3 separate regions of the Homo sapiens genome follow, and regions 1 and 2 are each linked to region 3. Evidence: chromatin contacts called from ENCODE Hi-C or POLR2A ChIA-PET data. All regions are on one chromosome and are shown on one strand. The core of a region is the stretch at or near the end of the contact, and the rest is flanking DNA. Distances in the headings are between cores, read along the strand shown. Region 1 overlaps LDLRAD4 (low density lipoprotein receptor class A domain containing 4). Region 2 holds the start of CEP192 (centrosomal protein 192). Region 3 holds the start of IMPA2 (inositol monophosphatase 2).

Region 1 (4,662 bases), core at 1,864-4,363, 1.6 Mb after region 3:
TGGTTGGTCCTTGAAGGGACCTGCATCGTACCTGAGGCTCTGTGCCAGTGGGGATGACGGGGGCTGATGTCTCTTCCCATGGGCTCCTATGGATTTGCCCTTCAGATGACCTGGTAGGGCTCTGAGTGACTGACTTAAAGACCTTCATAACGCCAAAGTGGCAAGATTTTGGAGACAGATTTGTGTCTCCTCATCCATGATTTTTGACTTTAATCTTTTCTGAGAAGACCAGAAATCAGAGAGTTTGTCTTCTCAGCCTCTCTGTGAAAGGATCTGCTGAGCTCAAGCTTCCCTTTTCAGCGTCAGCTTTTTAAGTTGAGAATAATAATTAAAGAAAACTCCAATCTCAATTCCAACATCAAGTGTCCATGAAGCTGTAGTTGTTGCTGTGGCTGAGAAGAAAGTAGAGAACAGAGTGCAGACCTGCGGTTGAAATGACTCTTGGAAGGGCTTGCAGGTGACCTGGGAGCTAGCAGGTGCCTAACACTGTGGCTCTCTTGGCACAAAACAACTTCAAGCCTGTGTGAAATAAAGGAAAACCAGGAGCCTCGTTCTGATTTTTATGGAGACACATCTGTGTGACCTTAGGAAGGTCTCCCAAGAGCTCTGGGTTTGTTTCTTCCCCTGTGAATTGGCTTATGATGTGTCACTTGGCCTTACAGGTATGTAAAGCTCCCCAGTTACCAGATCTTACTGTCTCAGGGAACATCCTGCAGATATTCAGGGCCCACACTGGAGCTATTCTTCAGGTTCCACGTTTGAAAGGTTGAAAGGCGTTAAGAGCGTGACATGAAATGAGTGGGTGAATTTATTTTTAGGAAACAATATATAGGTAATTAGTTTTGGAAATGGGCTTCCGTTAACTTATCACCCCTTACTCTTTTCTGGGGCATCATCCAGTTATTTTTCCTCAGTCATAGAATTTGGGGCTTTTGAAAATGTCTCTTCGAGAAATAGACACACACCTTGCAACTCCTTAAGATCTTGCCCTTGTAATTAAATTTTTGAGCACCATTTTTATATAGGAGTAAATGAGATAATTAAGAGATATTTCAAGAAAGAGAAGTATATGAGAAAATAAATGGTTTCTGCTGCGTGATTAAACACTGCAGCTGAGACCTTGATGAGCAGTCATTTGTTGGAAGTGTACTTCATCATCGGGAGTGGTGTCCTGATTATCGTTCAAGAAACATGTTGGGAGAAGGCAAAGACGGACGTGATGACACCTGTGCAAAGACGGACGTGATGACATGTATGCCGAAGCGTGTCTTGACTCAGTGTAGGATTGATACCAACATCTCTTGGATGTTGTGGGATATGGAGCATTAAAATATACAATAATTTATGCTAGTGGTGCAGTGTAATGAGGACTTGCTGTGAATCTCAAATCGATTTCGGAGAAGCTGAACCTAATGTTTTCCTGATTGTCAAACCCTCCAGTAATGATTATAAATAACCACTGTTTTCTTTATATTAGAGAAAACCTAAAAGAAAAACCAAACATGTTCAACAATGAGCAACAGTACAAAAGAAAAAGTACAAAGTCTAGCATATCCAATAACAATTATTAGCTAATTAATTTTACTTGACCACCTGGTGTTGGAGGCATCCCTCTCCTCTCTGGCATGGTAGAGTGAGAACTTCCTGGTCCTATAGATCCAGGCCCAAATCGTGGTCCTGACTCAGTGTTTTTAAGATAATGTGTCCTTGGACAAGTTGCTTGATGTCTCTGAGTTTCCATTTCCTCATCTGTGAAAGGTGATCATCACACCTGCTTTTATAGGTAGATGTGGCTTGCTGTGAGGGTAAATGACAGTGCAGCTGTGTTTGGTAGAGGGACTGTCATGGAATCACCATCCTTGATCCCGGTGACCCAGACTGGCCACCTTGAGGCTTTGAAACTCTCAGCCAGCTCTGCCAACCTACATCAGTGAGACCTCAGCCTGCCTCGTTTCTCCACTCCCTTAACTAGGTCCATTACTTTGAAATTTGTTATCAATGAATTTGTTTACATTTTTTAAATTTTAATATATTTAATTGACAAAGATTGTCTCTATCCTGTGTATACAATGTGATTATTTGATACATGTATATACATTGTGGACTGATGATGACAGTCAGGCTCACATGTTCACCACCCACGCGGTCCGTCAGAGCCTCAGAACTTGTTCATCTTATAACTGAAAGTTCGTACCCTTTGACTAACATCTCCCCATCGTCCCTAATGGCCCAGCCCCTGGAAACCCCCATTCTACCCTCTGCTTCCGTGAGTTCCACTTTTTTAGATGCAACATGTGAGATTTAAAAAAATATCCAGTGAAGGCTGTCGATGGGACATTGATGAACCTGGGGGCTATGTGAGCTCTGGGCTGGCGCCTACCCCTCCCACCCAAGGAATCTCTGCTTCCCGGGCTGTGCCCTCCTGTGTGATCTGAAGTAGGGAAGTGGTATACTAACTTTTGGAAACATTCAGCTGCCAAGTTTCCTCTGCTGCAGGCTTTAAATAGATCCAACTGAGAAAGGAAGGTAGAGCTTGAACCAACTGCCACCCTCTATATAGAGACGGTTGTCGCCTGGTCTAGTGTAACAAATAGAGTTCTTTGTTAGAAGAGGAAAGAAACTTAACCCCTCATTTCCCATTTCTGATGATTTAGGGACAGACCTGATGGTTTACCAAAGATACACCTGAAGCTTTACTATTTCTTGTCACTCTATATTTTTTAGTAAAACTTATTTTTATCTTTGGAGATGACAGGCATCTTTGTTTTAGGGATAACTAATTATGCCTGTAGAGAACATGAGCATGTTCACAACCCCCAATTAATCTTTAACCCAGAATCCATAGAGCGTTTTTTAGGCTGACAGTTAGACCCAGTTTAATTGTGGATGGATGGTAGGATTCCAGACACTTCAGATGAAAATCCATCCAGCCATGCCTGTGGATGCCCCTTGGAAGGAGGTTGGAGCTTGGGCCACTGAGAAGGTGGATATTGCATGTCCTGACTCCCCAGATCTGTTTACACAACAGCGATTTTCCGGATAGAGTAGCACAAGGAAGGAAGTGAAAGGGGGATAGTCTTCATTTGCGGAGGGTGAGTCTAGGGAGCAGAATGGACATGTTCTGCAGCTTTGCCATGTGACTCCTTTCAGCACAACAGAAAACATACAGGGCACAGAGCTTCCTTACTGAATGCCTCAATGGTCACGACATTAATGCGTCAGCAGGACTGGAGGATGGCAGCTAGGAGTGCTGATAAACGGGAGGCTCCGTCCTTCTCATACATCAATAAACACTTAAGTGCCTGGCAAATGCCTGGCCCCACGGGAGATGTAGAAGCCACAAGACCGACCCCTGTTCTCAAGGATCTTTAAACAGATGGCCTCTAAAGGCCCCTCAGTGATTCTTGAGCTATGGTTTAAACCCCCACAGCTAGGTTAGAGCTGGGCCATTTTCTTTTTAAAAAATTATTTTTATTTTGCTATTATTTACATTTTTTAAGAGAGTCTCTCTCTCTCTCTCTCACCTAAACTGGAGTGTGATGGTATAATTATAGCTCACTGCAGCCTCAACCTCCTGAGCTCAAGTGGTCCTCCCAACCCAGCCTCCCAAAGAGCTGGGACCACAGGTATGCACCACCACACCTGGATAATTGTGGTTTTTTTGTAAAGATGGGGGTCTCACTTTGTTGCCCAGGCTAGTCTTGAACTCCTGGCCTCCCAAATTGTTGGTATTATAGGCGTGAGTCGACAGGCTCCGGCATAGGCCATTTTCAAACTCCCAGATTCTCTCCCTTTTGATGCTTTTTGCTGATAATTATAGAAATTTTACTTTCCTTTTTCCCTCCTAAATGGAGCAGTATTCTGGTTTGGAGGATGGCTGCTATTCAAGTAGTCCTTGTCAGAAGCAAGCCTATGTTGTTGTATCTAAAGGTAAATTGCACATCTCTGGCAATTTTCCTTGCCAGCGCGTATACTGAAGCCATCCCCAGCGCTCGCCTTTGCCAGGTGGCCAGGCCTCAGGGTGGGGCTTGCTTGTCTTTCCCCTCTGCTAAGACCTGCATACTTAGTGCTCTGAGAACCTTTCCTCGCCTCACCTGCTCTCCTTGGTTTTTCTGTTTTTGAGAATGGAAAAAGTTCATTTTTGTGTTCCCATTTTCTAAAAAAAAAAAAAAAAAAAAAAAAAACTCACAAAAAAGCCCAAGCCTTTGTGGGGTCTGAGTCGTGGCGAGTGCGGCAGGTGAGGGTGCGCAGACCCACGACCCCGCCTCTGCGCTGCCGCCCCCCTTCCTCCTGGCGGGGCCGTGAGTCTGGAAACCATTTCCCTTCATTGCCTTGGCAGTGCTCCAGCCCTCCCGTGATGATTTCCCTGTGGCTGGTCGGGGGTCATTCAAGTCCAGGTGTGCCTTGCTCTTTAGGCATGATTTAGATTGGAATCTCCTGCCTTCTCTGAAGAACGAGTGCTTTCTGTCCATACCTCCTGCCTCCCCAAAGAAAAGAAAAAAACAGACATTAAAAGTGAGGCTCAGCCAGCAGGAATTTATAGTCAGAGTTGCCCCATGCATGTCAATTATGCTTACCTTACAATTTTAGAACACGGAGTATGTATTTCACCCTGTATGCCCTTGTCTGGAAAATAAAGGTAATTAAATCTCATGCCGTCAT
Region 2 (4,593 bases), core at 2,000-4,499, 1.0 Mb after region 3:
GACGCCTTTCCTTGAATAGTGTCATAGCTCTAGTACTTCTTAATATGCAAAGGATTAAGAGCTGATAGAAAGATTCTGTTCATTTTATTTTATTTTTTATTTTTTAAGACAGTGTCTCACCCTGTTGCCCAGGCTAGAGTGTAGTGGCATGATCATGGCTCACTGCAGCCTTGAACTTCCGGGCTCAAGCGATCCCCCCACCTCAGTCTCTTGAGTAGCTGGGACTGCTGGTGCACGCCACCATGCCCTGGCTATTTTTTTAAAATTTTTTTTTAGTGAGGGGTCTCACTTTTTGCCCAGGCTGGTCTCAAACTCCTAGGCTCAATCCATCATCCCACCTTGGCCTCCCAAAGTGCTGGGATTACAGGCATGAGTCACCTCACCTAGCCTATTCATTTTAGTTTAAGGAACATTTGAGTTTTATTGTCTAATAATCAAAGTGTTTTGTCTCTAAAGTTAGCATTTCAATGTAAATATCTTTTTCAAATAATTCTCAAAGGTCTTCCTCTGGTTAAATGACTTGCTAGGCTTGTAGCCTTATGGAGGATCAAACAAGAAGTCTTAATGCTGAATCTAACCCAGAATTAAGAAGCCATGTCTTTGAGCTTTCAGACATAGAGGTACCTTGGGTAAGAATGGAATAATGAAATTGAGACCATTCTCCAGTTTAATTTAGTGAATCCTGAGCATCTACCATGTGCAAGATACTGTGCCAAACACTGGGGTATGTAGAAAAATAGGTAGTCTGCACACAAACTTACACTCGTGGGAGAAGGCATTTTTAGAATTTACAAAAGGTAATGGGTTCAGCTTTGTAATAATGGTAGAAATTGTATAGTAGGCATAAAAGAGACAAGTTATTTGAGCTGGCAGAATTTGGAAGGGATGTCTGATTTCAATAGGTAAAAGAGGGCCGGGGTGTGTTTACGGAATAGGATATAAGTAACAGTCTGATGAAAGAGTAGGGTTCATTTAGGGAACTACTGGGACATTAACCTGAAATCATACCTTGTGGTTACATTGTAGAAGGTTTTGAGTATTGGCTGAGGCATACCACTTTAAGCAGTTGGTAAAAGGGGAGCTGAGAGATGTCTGAACTTAAAACTGGATAGGCCTCACTTCTAATTCCCTGGGAGGCACCCTGGTCATGGGGCCTCTGCAGGCTCTACTCAGTGTCTAAAGAGATTTGGAAATCACAGTGGGAGTTCTGTTCCTCCTTTCCAGTTGGCAAGTGAGGTGAGATACTGAGGTATAAGATAATAGCTAATGTTTGTTGAGTATTTCCATGGGCCATTATTTTTCTAGATACCTTACAGAAGTAGCTTTAAATCCTCACAGTAAGCCTCTGAGGCAAGCGCTTTAATTATCCCCACTTTACAGACAAGGAAACCGGCTGGTTAAAGCTACTTGCCCAAGGCTACACAGTTTGGAAGAGGGAGGTAGAGCCAGGATTCAGATCCAGGCAGCCTGGCGTCAGAGTCCAGGCTCTCCTGCTGCCGAGACTCTGAATCAGAGATCTCTGTTAATAGAGTCCTATCAGGTTACTGAGTGTTGTGGGGAGTGCTGTGGTGACTTGAGGATATTTATGGAGGAAGGACATTTATTAACAAGGATCTGGTGTGAGTGACAGTCCGGAACCTGTAGACACATTTAAGCAGTTCACCTCCAATGTGTGACCGCTTTGTAGAAAAAGAGGTTAAGAGAGGTCAGCTCTAGGGCTGAGCATTTGGCTTACTTTTTTGGGATTCAGAAAATCTTGAGATTTTCTGCATTTATCTTTGCTCACTGAGTGTGGACAAAGGTAGAATAAAGGTAATTACTCTTTGCAAATACCAAGGCTGCAGGGTTCCAAGAAGAGGTGTCGAACTGTGGAGATATCACTGAGTTTGACAATTAGGAGTCTATTCCTGATAAAGTTTTAAGGACCCAGCTAGACACCATGAAATGCGTCAAAATAAGGTGTAAAAAGTGGAAGCCTGGCTTCCTCTATGGAAAAAAAAGTGGAGACCATTAAGGGAAGGAAACAAGAATGGTCATTAGGTGATGAAACAGAATCAAGGAAGGGGTGTGTGTGGGTGTGTGGTTTGAGTGGTGTTTGTGTGTGGAGGGTGTGTGTGGTGTGTGGGTGATGTGTATGTGGGTGTGTGTTGTGTATGGATGTGTGTATACGTGTCACACACGTGTGTGTGGTGCATATGTGGGTGTGTGTGGTTTGTGGTGTGAGTGGTGTGTGTGGTGTATGGGTGTGTGGTGTGTGTGTTTGGGTAGAGAGGTGCTGCATTTTTGTAGGCAGAGAGAAGGAAACCAGTGGAGAGGATATCCAAGAATGACAGGTGAGCCATGTTTGCAGGAGGTAGAAAGTGGTCAAGTAAACAGACGTCTTTCCCCACCAAGTAACCTCAGGTCTAGGGACTTCTAAACTTTGCGTTTTCCCTCTTCTTTCCTCCAAGGTGCGCCGGACATCTTTCAGTAACTTGAACGAAGTTAAGGAGTTAGCTTTGGAAAAGAGGGACTCTTTTCCCTCTGTGACTATATGGAATAAATTTTGAGATAAGGGACCTTACTGAAAAAGACTGAGATACATTTTGAGTGAAAGGCATGGTCTCAGTGAAGTAGTTAAGGGCCTGTGCCGAGCAGATGGCGGTGATGGGTTTTGTGGCCTAAGAAGGATGGAGAAAAGTAGGAAGCAATCGAGACAAAGCCTACTCTGTCACAAAGAGGCGACTAGATGTGGCGAAATGTCATGAAACTTGGATCCCGAGGAATTAGCTGATTGAAGGTGAAACCTGACGCCTTTCAGCGCCTACCAACAGGAAAGGTCTGCATCTGCCCACGGAAGGACGAAACCTATCGGGGGGGATTTGTTGGCGGGGGATACTTCTTTGCGCATAGAGTGACTGGCGGTGCCCTGGAGACCCAAACTGAATAAAGTAAGCATTATTTTCAAATTCGCCAAGACCTTGAAGGCGGCGCCAACGGGAGCCGTCCCCCGGGTCCCACGCAGCGCAGAGCTCCATTTCCTCCTCCGGACTCGCAGGGCGCGCGGCTTCCTCGCTTCAAATCCAGGAACGCGCTGTCCCCACCAATCACCGGGCTTCTTCCCGCCCCATGTCTTCCCGCTGTCCAATCAAAAGCCAGCTCAGTCTCCTCCCCTTGCCTGGTGCCGCGAACAGACGTAAACCAGAGGCGGGCGCGGTACGGCCGTTCCGGGCTCCAGCCGGTGCGGGGGCCACGCGCACGCGCACTTGCAGTGCCCTGGGACACCTCTTCAGTCCGTGGACTTTCCCGCTGCACACTGCCCTCCGAAGTCGGGGACGCGGGCTCGGTGAGGGGGGACGCTGGTGCCTCGGCCTGCGCCTAGGCGGGAGGCAGACGCATGCACCTTTGGCCTACGTTTCGGCTGCCGGACCGACGGGACAGTGACGGTTGGGCCGGGTGGGGGCGCAGGCTGTGGGGCGGCCTCAGGGCGCGAGCAAGGGGACTGCCGCGCTTCCCGCGCCTCTGCGCCTGGCGCAGCCTCTGAGCTGAGCTCCGCCTGGTTGGGATTAATTGCACGCCTCTGTGTCATCGGGCTTTGGCCGGGCGTGATGAGACAGACTGTTAGGGGATCACGTCCTTCTTTCCTCCCCTCTTGTCTGGGGACTTCCACCTCTTGAGGGACAGGCCCTCTCCGTGCTACCCTCTGGAGTTTCTTGCAGTGTGCTTGTGAAGTGACCGGTGATGTTTCCTTTATGTGCCCTGTGATGGGCGGTTCTGTTCCTCCTTTTTGTTTAAAATTCTGACCCAGGAAGTAACCTTGTTAACTTAACTTAATGCCCTTGTCTTCCGTTTACTCACTTGATTTGGTTTCTGCTAGGTTGCGTTCATTTATTCCTAATAGTTTACCTACATTCCTTGCCTATGATTTCATTATCAACAGAACGTGAAATGAGACGAATGTTAATACACTCTACTTTTACTTTGCTGTTACTTTCAGAGTTTGTTTAGTAAAACATGAGGACCTCTTCAAGTCAGTCGTTTGGAGAACAGCTGTTTATATGACCATATTTCCATTTGCTCTTACTATTTTGAGGTCATTCGACTGGCGTTTTTACTGCTCCAAAATCAACTTTTTCTCCAAATTTCAGTTTTCTAGGCAAAAACGGCAAGCCTTGAACAATAATATACCAAATGCCTACCTAGTTTTAAAGTATATCTTAAAGTGCCAAGAGTAAATGATGAGTTTTGGGGAAGTTTGACTCGGCTTTGGGTTCCACGGCGTGTGCTTTTAAATGTGTTTAATTGTATACATAGACCTACGATTAATGACTATAGTCAGTAATCTTTTATGTACCTAGGAATGTAATTAGTGAGTCCAGATGTGAAATTTGAGGTCACTACTTTAAGGAAATAGCAAGAGAAATTGCAAATATAGCCACTCAGTTCAAATAGGATAGAAGAAAAATATTGTCTTCACTTGAGATGATGGAGGAGGGGTGGGTAATGCAATAATGTGAGAAATTAAAGGAAATTTCCTTTAGGAATGTGTTATGTCCATGAATGGTTTACAAGTGTAATCTTTTCTGGAGAAGAGACTAGGTATTAGGTTACATC
Region 3 (4,302 bases), core at 1,251-3,750:
CTACCCACACTGGTGCATAAATGACCAGTCTTTAATAATAATAGCAAACACATACGTTCCAAGCACAAGTACATTAACCCATACAATGGTTACAAAGACCACTTTACAGTTGAAGAAACAGGCAAAACCGGTTATTTTTAACTTGCTCAAATCCACACAGTAAGGAAGAAGAGAGGCCAATATTTTAATTTAGGAAACCTGGCTGCTTCAAAGCCTCATGCTGTTAAAAACCACACTACGCTGCCTTAAGATATGTCATTTGGGAAAGAAAGTTAACTCTTTTTCCAGTTGTTTAGATAAGCTGGGATCTATCATGAAAGTTTATCTAAAGATATAACTGAGCTTCCAGATGGGGTGACAGTACCAGGAGCACAGGCAGAGGTGTTCAGAAAGGAGAACTGGGAAGAGGCGGAAGAGACATTTTGCCACTTCTTTGTTTGCTTGGTGTTGGAAGTGACCGCTAATGAAAACCTGTCATGAAAATCAACAAGAGAATGCATTTCTTTTAAAGTAACGCATTCACAGCACAATCTTAAGTGCATTCTGAAGTCCTGCTGTCTTTTTTTTTTTTTTTTTTTTTTTGCGACGGAGTCTCACTCTGTCGCCAGGCTGGAGCGCAGTGGCGCCATCTCGGCTCACTGCAACCTCAGCCTCCCAGGTTCAAGGGATTCTCCTGTCTCAGCCTCCCGAGTAGCTGGGATTACAGACACCTGCCATCACGCCCAACTAATTTTTGTATTTTTAGTAGAGACGGGGTTTCACCTTGTTGGTCAGGCTGGTCTCGATCTCTTGACCTCGTGATCCGCCCGCCTCGGCATCCCAAAGTGCTGGGATTACAGGCGTGAGCCACCGCACCCGGCCTCTGTCTTAAACATCATAAAAACATAAGAACCCAAAAAAGATGGAGGGGAGTGCGCCCTTAGCTGCCCCAAACTGGCGTGGTGGGAGGCAGGGCAATTGGTCTAGTTTTCTGAGCCGTAGGATTAGGGCTCTGGGTGAGGCCAGAGTCCCTAAAGTTGTACCCATATCTGCGTGTTTGTATTTCCTGTTTGTAATTCCTCCTGTTTGTACTTTTTGTCTCTTATACGGTACACTTAAAGTTTCTCCACAAGGTGTTTCAGCATAAAGTACTCAAAAACTAAAAACGTTTAATTTCATTATTAGGTTAAGTGTGTAAAAAATGCCCCATCAAGGTTCTTGTACAAACTCCCATTATTCTCCCAGACTCCGAAGTGGCACTCCAGAATAATTTTACGTGGGTTAGCATCTTTTATAAAACGGGCAGGCAGAGCGGCTTATGAAATTAACCTTGGAAACCACGCGGCCACTCTTTCGGGAAATGCCTCCTATTTATGTTTACATGGGCCAGCAAGAGAATCCAAGGTTGGAAAGGTCATTCCTCACTACAGAGGCTCATCGCAATCACAGTTCCGTCTCCAAATTCGAGTTTTGGGTGTGAAGAGTTTATAAAGTCCAGCCGCTGTCCTCGCAGTGTTTGGGGTTAGCGGAGGGAGAGCTTGTTTGCGACCAAACTTGCCGCGCGGGGCGGCCGCTTGCAGGAACACTGCGGCCTTGTGCGCTCGGCGGTCTGAGCTCCTGCGAGGCCGAGAACGACGCCTAGCGCCCAGCGGCCTCCGCGAACAAAAAGCGACCGGTCGGAAGGTGCTGGCCCAGCCGCCCCTGGCGCTCGAGCCCGAATCCGGCCACAGACCATGAAGGGACGCCCGGCACCACGTGCGCGGGGATCCGCGGACGGGACGCTCCCCGGCACCTCCGGGGCTGGGCCGGCACCGCACGGTCCCACCCAGACAGTAGCTGCCCCGGGCCCCCAAAACAGCCGCTCCTAGCTCCTCCCTCCCAGCTCTGCGGTGGCCCAAGCCGCCCTCCGCGCGCTTGACCCAGAACAGTACGGAGTTCTGCACGAGCCGGGGGTGGGGCCTGTCTCAGCGCGCGGCGGTGGGGCGGGGCTTGGACACGGGCCCGGCTCAACTTGAGGGAGGCGGGGCTCGAGGCTCAGAGGAGTTGGAGCCCGCTCTGCGCGCTGCGGGACGGGGCACGGCGGAGCAGGGTTGGGTCCGCCTCGAGCGGGGAGGGTGATGCTGCACCACAGGGGCGGGGCTGGAGGTAAAGCGCGGAGCGGAGAGGGACCAGGCTCGGCACTGATTTGTGTTCAGGGCTAGCCCAGAGGGGCGGGGCCAGGTACGGGGCGCAGCCGGGAGCGGGAGGGGCGGTGCAGGACGGGGCCGGGCACGGCGCGGGAAGAGGCCAGGAGCAGCAACGGGTGCGGGGCGGGGCCGGGAGCGTCAAGGGGCGGGGAAGAGGGGGGAATGGGCGGGGCCGAGCTCTGCGAGGGGCGAGGTGGGGAATGCAGAGCGGGGCCGGACGCGGGAGCAGGGAGCTGGGCGGGGAGCGGGGCGGGGAGCTGGGCTGGGCTCGGCACGGGGCGGGGCGGAGGGTGGGGAGCGGAAAGCAGGACGCACGGCTCCCGCGGCCCGCTGGCTGCCCTTCCCGCCAGCGCAGGTGTGGGACGGGCGGCGGACTAGGCACAGAGCTGCGGGAGCAGGCACAGGGAGTGTGGAGCCTGGCGGCGGGACGGCGGGATCCGGTGGGAGCCGGAGTCCCGCCGAGGGGGGCTGGAGGTGGAGGGGCCCGGCGAGGCCGCGATGAAGCCGAGCGGCGAGGACCAGGCGGCGCTGGCGGCCGGCCCCTGGGAGGAGTGCTTCCAGGCGGCCGTGCAGCTGGCGCTGCGGGCAGGACAGGTGAGCGCCACGGCTGGGCTCGGAAGTCCGGGCGGAGCAGAAGCGCGTGGGCCTTGGGAGCCGCCTGGAGTGGCGGGGTCCTGGCGCGCAGCCGGCGGGCGCCCAGGGTCCGCACCCGAGGGCGCGGGGCGCGGAGCGGTGAAAGGAGCCTTTGTGCTGGTGTCCTGGACACACCTCCCGCGCCCTTCTCCAACTCCCGGAGCCCTGGCGGCGAGCCCCTCTGCTTTGGAGTTCAGCGGCTAACGTGACCTTTGCGTTTGAGTGAGTGGTCAGAATGTAGAAATCTCTCCAGGGGTAGCGTACGGGGCTGTTGATTTTTAAGGACCTATGAACGGATTCAGCTCGCGGTAGGAAGCCCGGGGCTAAGCCCCAGCCGCGTGGGGATCTGGCTGGGCTGCCGTTTGATTGTCCTGGCTGCAGCATCCTCAACCCAAACTTACTCTGACCCACACCCTGAAAGTGGCTCAGCTCCGCGACGGCCACGGACTCAGAGTTCAGGAGGAACTTGTTACACTGCCCGGAAGGATGAAAACCGAGCCGCAGAGCTACCGAAAACCAGCGAGCAGAGTTTAAAATGGAGTGCAGTTCCTCTCTTCTCTTTTTCATTTTTGTGATTGTTCCTTCCACTTTCCTCAGTACCTTTAGCAGTGCCTGACACACCGACGGTAGTGGTAGGCAAGCGAGTGTTGGTTCTCCCAGGACTGTAAGATGGCTTACTCCATGTTTGTCTCTTAGGATGTGATTGTGGGCCGGGCGCAGTGGCTCACGCCTGTAATCCCAGCACTTTGGGAGGCCGAGGCGGGTGGACCACTTGAGGTCAGGAGTTCGAGACCAGCCTGACCAACATGGTGAAACCCCGTCTCTACTGAAAATACAAAATTAGCTGGGCATGGTGGCGCGTGCCTTAGTTCCAGCTATTTGGGAGGCTGAGGCAGGAGAATCACTTGAACCTGGGAGGCGAAGGTTGCAGTGAGCTGAGATCGCGCCATTGCACACCAGCCTGGGCAACAAGAACAAAACTCCGTCTCAAAAAAAAAAAAAAAAAGTGATTGTTTTCGGGGATTTTAGAGACAGGAGGTGTGCTGAGAGCAGATTGGCCTTTTATATTCAAACATTTGTTTTCTTTTTTGAGGTCTGACAGTCCGAAAATGCTCTACCAGTTTCCCTAGATGTTGAAATCGGACTGTTATCAATCTTAAATTTGAAGTGAGTCGTCATAAAGTGGATAGTGCTTTACCTTGGTGCAAATCCTCTAATCCTGTTTAAAAATTAATCTGCAATACTAAGTAGACTCATTTTTTGTTGAAGGGCCTTCCTTCCCTTTGTAGTTTGAAGAACCCAAGCCTCAGACCGTAAAGAATGAATGAATTTAAGAGTGTTGCGAAACTCCACCCTTTGACCTTTCCCTCCTGTAGGAAAAGGAGGACCCTAAACCTTCCTGCAAGGCAGATGAAGCTTGTAGCTTCAGTGCAAGCGTTCTTCCTGGAAAGCAGAGCTGCTGTGTGCATGGAACACGGGTTCTCCTTCCATCCTTCCCTGCCTC

Evidence for each region. Hi-C counts contacts between places; a loop is a spot of excess contacts on that map. ChIA-PET counts read pairs that join two places held with the same protein, here RNA polymerase II (POLR2A). Pooled maps may share reads with other maps.
Region 1: a loop to region 3 is called in a pooled map, with 6 times the contacts of the local background. The contact joins the enhancer-like site here to the promoter of IMPA2 in region 3. A Hi-C loop is called at or near these places in 1 of 37 single-sample maps with no recorded cell type and 3 of 50 pooled maps. POLR2A ChIA-PET finds 5 or more read pairs at or near these places in 1 of 52 experiments (OCI-LY7).
Region 2: a loop to region 3 is called in a map of ascending aorta, with 9 times the contacts of the local background. The contact joins the promoter of CEP192 here to the promoter of IMPA2 in region 3. A Hi-C loop is called at or near these places in 2 of 168 maps with a recorded cell type or tissue (ascending aorta and naive thymus-derived CD4-positive, alpha-beta T cell) and 13 of 50 pooled maps. POLR2A ChIA-PET finds 5 or more read pairs at or near these places in 2 of 52 experiments (Caco-2 and activated T-cell).

The regions. Positions count from the first base shown.
Region 1 is chr18:13,560,423-13,565,084 of GRCh38, forward strand. The region is part of intron 4 of LDLRAD4 (low density lipoprotein receptor class A domain containing 4); the gene reads left to right. Among named protein-coding and RNA genes, the nearest start is that of MIR4526, 48 kb to the right of the region's middle. RefSeq lists enhancers at 2,048-2,097, 2,148-2,567. Within about 2 kb of position 3,114, at least 10 of the 41 ENCODE cell types and tissues checked have a DNase peak (open chromatin) inside an H3K27ac peak, as active enhancers do.
Region 2 is chr18:12,988,113-12,992,705 of GRCh38, forward strand. CEP192 (centrosomal protein 192) reads left to right here and starts at 3,250. Exons shown (of 45, transcript NM_032142.4): 1 at 3,250-3,325. RefSeq lists enhancers at 1,569-2,181, 2,572-2,951 and a silencer at 3,432-3,511.
Region 3 is chr18:11,979,007-11,983,308 of GRCh38, forward strand. It overlaps IMPA2 (inositol monophosphatase 2), which reads left to right and starts at 2,501. Exons shown (of 8, transcript NM_014214.3): 1 at 2,501-2,759. The coding sequence starts at 2,664. RefSeq lists silencers at 1,424-1,718, 1,559-3,038.